Regions from separate parts of the Homo sapiens genome. Here region 2 is linked to region 1. The links are chromatin contacts, found by Hi-C or POLR2A ChIA-PET in ENCODE. All regions are on one chromosome and are shown on one strand. The core of a region is the stretch at or near the end of the contact, and the rest is flanking DNA. Distances in the headings are between cores, read along the strand shown.

The links. Hi-C counts contacts between places; a loop is a spot of excess contacts on that map. ChIA-PET counts read pairs that join two places held with the same protein, here RNA polymerase II (POLR2A). Pooled maps may share reads with other maps.
Region 2: a loop to region 1 is called in a pooled map, with 2.3 times the contacts of the local background. The contact joins the promoter of MRGPRX4 here to the enhancer-like site in region 1. A Hi-C loop is called at or near these places in 1 of 37 single-sample maps with no recorded cell type and 2 of 50 pooled maps. POLR2A ChIA-PET finds 5 or more read pairs at or near these places in 3 of 52 experiments (MCF 10A, OCI-LY7 and Panc1).

The regions. Positions count from the first base shown.
Region 1 is chr11:18,227,952-18,231,938 of GRCh38, forward strand. It overlaps SAA2-SAA4 (SAA2-SAA4 readthrough), which reads right to left. Exons shown (of 6, transcript NM_001199744.2): 6 at 3,404-3,713. The coding sequence ends at 3,551. It overlaps SAA4 (serum amyloid A4, constitutive), which reads right to left. Exons shown (of 4, transcript NM_006512.4): 4 at 3,404-3,713. The coding sequence ends at 3,551. Among named protein-coding and RNA genes, the nearest start is that of SAA4, 6.9 kb to the right of the region's middle. RefSeq lists a silencer at 1,430-1,479. Within about 2 kb of position 1,725, at least 2 of the 41 ENCODE cell types and tissues checked have a DNase peak (open chromatin) inside an H3K27ac peak, as active enhancers do; they include OCI-LY7, where a contact is called at or near this core.
Region 2 is chr11:18,171,032-18,174,646 of GRCh38, forward strand. It overlaps MRGPRX4 (MAS related GPR family member X4), which reads left to right and starts at 1,806. Exons shown (of 1, transcript NM_054032.3): 1 at 1,806-3,249. The coding sequence starts at 2,226. The coding sequence ends at 3,194.

The DNA of each region.
Region 1 (3,987 bases), core at 475-2,974:
CAGTGACCTTTAATAATCTAAATAATCGGCCAGCCGCGGTGGCTCACGCCTGTAATCCCAGCACTTTGGGAGGCCGAGGCAGTGGATCACGAGGTCAGGAGACTGAGACCATCCTGGCCCACATGGTGAAACCCCGTCTTTACTAAAAGTACAAAAATTAGCTGGGCGTGGTGGCAGGCGCCTGTAGTCCCAGCTACTTAGGAGGCTGAGGCACAAGAATCGCTAGAACCCAGGAGGCGGAGGTTGCAGTGAGCCGAGATTGTGCCACTGCACTCAAGCCTGGCAACAGGGCGAGACTTCATCTCAAAAAAAATAAAATAAATAAAATAAAATAAAATAAAATAAAATGGGGAGACTAGTTAGATGGCTACCGCAGTACCCCAGATGAGAAATGATGTAGCCAGGAGCATGAGGGTGTAAATGAGAGGAAGTCAATGGATTAGAGATGAACTTTGGAAGTTCACATCCAGCGGATTGAATGTGGGGGTAAAGTGAAGGGAAGCATCAACACATTCCCCTAACTGGTGTGAGGAACAGAGAGAATGGCCATGTCATTAACTGAAATGGAGAAACCTGGAGTGTGAAGAGTTCTGACGGGAAAACCCGAGTTCATTTTGGGACACGTTAAGTTTGAGATATCTGGAAGCCAGCTATGTAGATATGTCAAGTAGCCAGTTGGATGTACAAGCATGGAGCTCAGAAATGAGTTTTGCAGGGGGAGATATAATTTTAAAAGCCATCCACATATAAGTACTATTTAGACTTGTGAAAGAGAGCATAGAGAAATAAAGAATGGGGGCCCAGAGCCAAGTCTGAAGAACACAGAGTTTGGGGAGATAAAAAAAGTCCCAGCTAAGGAAATAAAGGAGAATTGAGGTAGAGGGTAATATTATGCTACTTAGAGCTGATGAAGGAAAGAGTAGTATTATGAAGCCAAGAGACCAAATATATCAGGAAGGAAGGGGAAGGCAACTGCGTTGAATGTTGCTCACAGAGCTACTGATATGAGAAAAGAGAGATGTTCATTGTTTTTGGCAGCATGGAGGTCAGTGGTGACAAAGGTATTTTGCTGAAGTTGTGGGGACAGAAACCAGGCTGGAGTGGGTTAACATATGATCAGAAGTGAAGAATCAGAAGGTGTGTAGATGGGCAATACTTTCAACAAGTTTGACTTATTAAGAGGAAGAAGACAATGTGCAAGAGTGAAGAGTAATGTGGGTTGAAGTGTAGGTTTTCAATGGGATAATCTAATTCAGAAAGCAACTACTGAGTGCCTGGACCCTGCTAGGCATTAAGCATGCAGTGATGAACAAGATATGGTGCCTGTTCTCAAACAAGTCAGACATTTCCCCAAGCATAAGGGCTCACCTGGCCATTTAAACCAAGTGCTGGAGATCCACGAAGAAGAAAGGGGTCTCCACTGCTGAACCTCTTGGCCTTGTTCAGTGTATCACAGGTTCTGAAGTCAGACAAACCAGCCTGCAGTCCTGGCTCTGCACCTGTTACATATGTGACCTTGGAGAAGGTCCTAAACACAAACCTCTCTAAACCTCAGTTTATCCAGCTGAGAACATCAAAGCCTTCTCTGCAGCTTAAATCAGATAAAGTATTTAAACTGTAGGGCACAGTCTTGCAATTGCAATTAAAAATGGCAGCTATTCTAATTACTATTTGCTGACTTCCCATACCCCAGCAAAATTTGGATTGCCACCAGTGTGTGCTTCTGTTGAGGCTCTTACTAAACTGTGTTGTCTATCTACATATCTCACTTCCCCTTTAGGACAGGAAGTAGAATTTTATTTGAACTAAAAGCCAACGAAATGCCGGCCAGGTGCAGTGGTTCAGGCCTACATTTTCAGACCCTTGGCCAGTTGAGCCCATGAGTTAGCCCAGCCCGGCCAACATGGTGAACCCCCTTTTTTATTAAAAACCCAAAAATTAGCCAGGTGTGGTGGCCCATGCCTGTAATCCCAGCTGCTCGGAAGGGTGAGGTGAAAAAATCCCCTGAACCCGGGAGGCGGAGGTTGAGTAACCCGAGATCACCCCATTGCACTCCAGCTTGTTTGACAAAGGGAGATTTTGTCAAAAAAAAAAAAAAAAAAAAAAAAAAAAAAGAGAATAAAGATAAGGAAAACCAACAGGAGAGTCATTCCTTAGGTAAAATGAGCGGGACAAATTAAAAATTGAGTCAGGGGAGGCACGGGTGTTGATAAGAGATAAATCAGAGTCGGCCAGGCAGAGGGGCTCAGGCCTGTAATCCCAGCACTTTGGGAGGCCAAGGCAGCAGATCATTTGAGGCCAGGAGTTTGACACCAGCCTGGCCAACATGGCGAAACCCCATCTCTACTAAAAACACAAAAATTAGCCGGGCATGGTGGTGCGCACCTGTGGTCCCAGCTACTCCAGAGGCTGAGGTGTGATAATTGCTTGAACCCAGGAGGCAGAGTTTGCAGTGAGCTGAGATCGTGCCACTGCACTCCAGCTTGGGCAACAGAGAAAGACTCTGTCTCAAAAAAAAAAAAAAAAAAAGAAAGAAAGAAAGAAACCAGAGTCCAAGATAGCAGTTTCTAGGATAGAACTCCTAGGATTAGGCTTCTCTAAGCAATGTACCTTGTTTTTATTGAGACAGGGTCTCACTCTGTCATACAAGCTGGAGTACAATGGAGTGATCATAGCTTACTACAGCCTTGACCTCCTGGGCTCAAGCAGTACTCTAGCCTCAGCCTCCCAAGTAGCTGGGAATACAGGCACATGCCATCATGTCTGGCTAATTTTTTTGGTTTTTAGTAAAGATGAGGTTTCACTATGTTGCCTAGCTGGTCTTGAACTCCTGGGCTCAAGCGATCCTCCTGCCTCAGCTTCCCAAAAGGCTAGGATTACAGGCATAAGCCACCACACTCAGCCCACAATGTACCTTCTCCATAAGGAAAGAGCTCACTGGGGGACAAGGCCTAGAGGCAGAGAGTGGACAGGATGCAATGAATTGGGCAGTACAAAGTCTGTATACAGAGAGGCCTGGAAACTGCAACAAAATAAACTGTGAGGCCCTGAAGAAGAAGTGGGAATTTGGGGGTAGAAGTCCAATCTGAGATACAGAGGAGACTGATGGAAGACTGCCCAGGGCTGTGCCAGAGCCATGACTCCAGCCACTCAGAAGCCCAGGATGATGGTCAGTGCTTTGCCGGCTTAGGCTTACTCAGGAGGGGAAGCTGGGGCCGAAAATGACCAGAGAAGCTTGGCTTGGGTCATGTGAGGAGCCTGCATAGTTACAGGCCAGCTGGGAGTCCTTGGTCCCCCTCAGTCACAGGCTCATCTGCCATGGTGCTGTTTATCTTCCATATGGCCTCAGATGACCATTCTTCCCAGAAAGTCTGCCTCAATGTTCCCAGTTTCCACCAACAAATTCAATTTGACAAACATTTATTGAACACCTCTAGGTGCCCTATACCAGTTCCTGGGGACACAAAGCTCAGTGACCCTGTGTCCCTGTCTGGGGGGAGAAGTGTGTGGCTCACAGCCCAGTTTCCCTGAGAGCAGAGGAGCAGGAAGCTCAGTATTTCTTAGGCAGGCCGTCAGGTCTGAAGCGGTCGGGGTCTTTGCCACTCCGGCCCCATTCCTCAGCTTTCTCGTTGGACTTCGAGTCCTCCAATACAGTGCTGCTGTTTCCAAATAAATAGCAGTCTATTAATCCCTGAAGATAGACCCTGGAACGGCTGCAACCCAAAGAAAGGAGACAGGAGATTAATCTCTTGACTCACCTGCTCACCTGAGACAGCTCCACCTGCTAACTCCCTCCTCTTCTCCCACCCAAGTAATGACTGAGAGGAGGCTGGAAAACTCAAGGAAAGGGGAAGAAAACTATCAATCTTCTTGGGCAAAGGCCTAAGTCTACTGATACTTGCGCTCTGCAACAGAGTGCTTTCCCTTTTTTTTTTTTTTTTTTTTTTTTGAGACAGGGTCTCATTCTGTTGCCCAGGCTGGAGTGCA
Region 2 (3,615 bases), core at 556-3,055, 57 kb before region 1:
GCAGTCTCTTCAGCCCTGATTGTCTCTGACTCTGTGCTCACATCAAGATTTTTCAGGAACTCCTCAGAAATAATGAATGATGGGGCAGAGAACAGAACTGGAGCCTCATGCAGGGTTCCAGGGACCAGGGGCTGGTATTAGACTTGCTCTTCGTGTTGTGAACTCAGGAAAACCCTTTAATTCTCTATGCCTTGGCTTCATCTTATGTTATATGAGGATAATACCATAGATGGTCTTTAAGGAACACAGGCTAAATGTTGGTGATACTACAGGGAAAATGACAGGTATGACTTAGTCCTTATGGAGCTTTGGTTTTCATGAGGAAGACAAACATATCATACCATAAATATAGATAGAGAAACTCTTTAGTGCCCTGAGTGTGGATAACAGAGGCTCTCCTTTTCCTCCCATTTCCTTTCTGGGCCAATCAGGGCTGTGGCACCTTGCCCCTCTAAGAGAGCTCATGATGGATGCATTCACTCCTGATGCTTCTCTGTACTCCCAGCAAAGGGTGCATCTTCTGTCCACCAGGAGGCCTCCTGCCCCTGTGCATCCTCAGGATTCCAGAGCAAATGTGACCTCTGATAGGCAAAAAGGAACTCCTGAATTTATTCCTAAATGGCATTCACTCACCTCTATTTTGTTCCCTCTTTGATTTGCCTCTCCTTCTCTATGTGGAGTTTGCTTAGGTCAGTTTTTTTTTCAATCCACAATTTTGGCTGCCAACTTGGATTTAACTTGAGAATCACTCCTCTGCTTTACTCCCTGTAACATATATAATCGACACAGGGTGGTGCTGGGTATAAAGGGCTGCTCCAAGACTGGATTGTGAGTCAGACCTGCCGGACTCAAATTCATACTATGTAATACATAACCCCTGGGACAAATAATTCCCTTTCGTTGTGCTCCAATTGCATTATCTGCCATATGGGAATAATACCAATTCTTACCTCCTAGGCTCTTCGGGTGATTAAAAGAGACAATACCTTACAAACTCTCAATCAGCTGCTGTTATTCTCCCAGATTAGACCTAATCCTCATTCTCCAGTTGAAATCTGCATGAATCTCTCTCTTTACACTCCAAGCCCTACACATCGCCTATTTCCCCTCATGGACGCCTCTCATACAAATGTTTGCATCAACAAAGAAATGCTACCAAAGATCTCCTGAAAGAGAGAACCAAAAAGTTTACATTGTGTATACCCAGCAGAACACTTAGTAGTCCCCCATAGATATTTCCACACTTCAATTACCTCCGTCAGTTACACTCAGACCTCATCTTCACTTACTCTTTCCTCTGTTCTATTGCTGAGTAATTCAGCTCAGACCCACACCCTACCCAAACACTGTGTACAAAAATGCTTCTAGGTGTTCAGCAAAGCCACACTGAGTCTTCATTTCAAAGGCACATCAGTGGTCAATTTCAAGTTTTGGGCACACATCAAGAATTCTTCTCAACACAGATACAGCTTTCCACAAATAGAATTCTGATGAATTAAATTTTCTTCATCCAGTTATACGTGTGTGTTCTAATACCTTACATTGTGCTTTCATCTTTATTTTCCATTTCATCCAAATCTACCAGTACCATTAGTCTCATGCATGCATTCATTCATTGAATGAATGTATATGAAAAGCACAGTGTGCTGCTCATGGAAATAGGCACTGGGAGTATAAAATGTAAAATGTAGTCCTGTCTGCAATGACTGACACACTGAGTTATTTCTCACCCACCAGGCCCAGCCATTTTCACACTTATCCTAGCAAAGGTCACATTTTCCTCTAGTTCATAATGCATGGTCTTCCTTCCTGTCCATGGATGACCAGTCCTAGTCACGAGTGTGTCACAACCACCTCTTTGTGTATCTGAATTCCTCCACCTGAAAGAAAATTTCAGACCCAGGATAGATTAATCATCGGGTCCAAAGCCCTGGCCGGATGAGTGGGGGTGTTTTGATCCTAATGTTATTCCCATGTCAGCACAGAACTTGTGTGGCAGTAGAGAGATGTCAGGCTTCAGAGTCAACAAGAACTGGATTTCAAACTGGATTTGAGGACCCCCACCTTTGGTAAGTGACTTATTATCTGCGAGCCTCTGTTTCTCTCTTCTTTAAATGAGGACAGTAAATCCCATACGGCAGGGTGGTGGGGAGAATCAGAGATGATACAGCTGGTGATCACATCTGGTTTGTGTTCCCAGGGGCACCAGACTAGGGTTTCTGAGCATGGATCCAACCGTCCCAGTCTTCGGTACAAAACTGACACCAATCAACGGACGTGAGGAGACTCCTTGCTACAATCAGACCCTGAGCTTCACGGTGCTGACGTGCATCATTTCCCTTGTCGGACTGACAGGAAACGCGGTTGTGCTCTGGCTCCTGGGCTACCGCATGCGCAGGAACGCTGTCTCCATCTACATCCTCAACCTGGCCGCAGCAGACTTCCTCTTCCTCAGCTTCCAGATTATACGTTTGCCATTACGCCTCATCAATATCAGCCATCTCATCCGCAAAATCCTCGTTTCTGTGATGACCTTTCCCTACTTTACAGGCCTGAGTATGCTGAGCGCCATCAGCACCGAGCGCTGCCTGTCTGTTCTGTGGCCCATCTGGTACCGCTGCCGCCGCCCCACACACCTGTCAGCGGTCGTGTGTGTCCTGCTCTGGGGCCTGTCCCTGCTGTTTAGTATGCTGGAGTGGAGGTTCTGTGACTTCCTGTTTAGTGGTGCTGATTCTAGTTGGTGTGAAACGTCAGATTTCATCCCAGTCGCGTGGCTGATTTTTTTATGTGTGGTTCTCTGTGTTTCCAGCCTGGTCCTGCTGGTCAGGATCCTCTGTGGATCCCGGAAGATGCCGCTGACCAGGCTGTACGTGACCATCCTGCTCACAGTGCTGGTCTTCCTCCTCTGCGGCCTGCCCTTCGGCATTCTGGGGGCCCTAATTTACAGGATGCACCTGAATTTGGAAGTCTTATATTGTCATGTTTATCTGGTTTGCATGTCCCTGTCCTCTCTAAACAGTAGTGCCAACCCCATCATTTACTTCTTCGTGGGCTCCTTTAGGCAGCGTCAAAATAGGCAGAACCTGAAGCTGGTTCTCCAGAGGGCTCTGCAGGACAAGCCTGAGGTGGATAAAGGTGAAGGGCAGCTTCCTGAGGAAAGCCTGGAGCTGTCGGGAAGCAGATTGGGGCCATGAGGGAGAGCCTCTGCCCTGTCAGTCAGACGGGACTTTGAGAGCAACACTGTCCTGCCACCCTTGACAATTACATGCGTTTTTCTTAGCGTTTCGCCTCAGAAATGTCTCAGTGGTAACTCAAGGTCTTCAAATAAATGTTTATCTAACCTGACAGTTGCAGTTTTCACCCATGGAAAGCATTAGTCTGACAGTACAATGTTTGGATTCTCCTTGATATTACCAATACATTTTCCCTGTTATCTTGCACTGAATCTTTCCTACTGAACACTTTTTCTGCACTTTTCATTGTAATAAAAGGAGTTCCTGTCCACAACCCTAAAACTCTTCTTTATACTTGTTTCCTACCTGATAGTATCAAAAAGGAAGATTCCTTATTAATCTGTCAGACTATGTTCCCCTGAAAATCATGTTCCCTTCTATG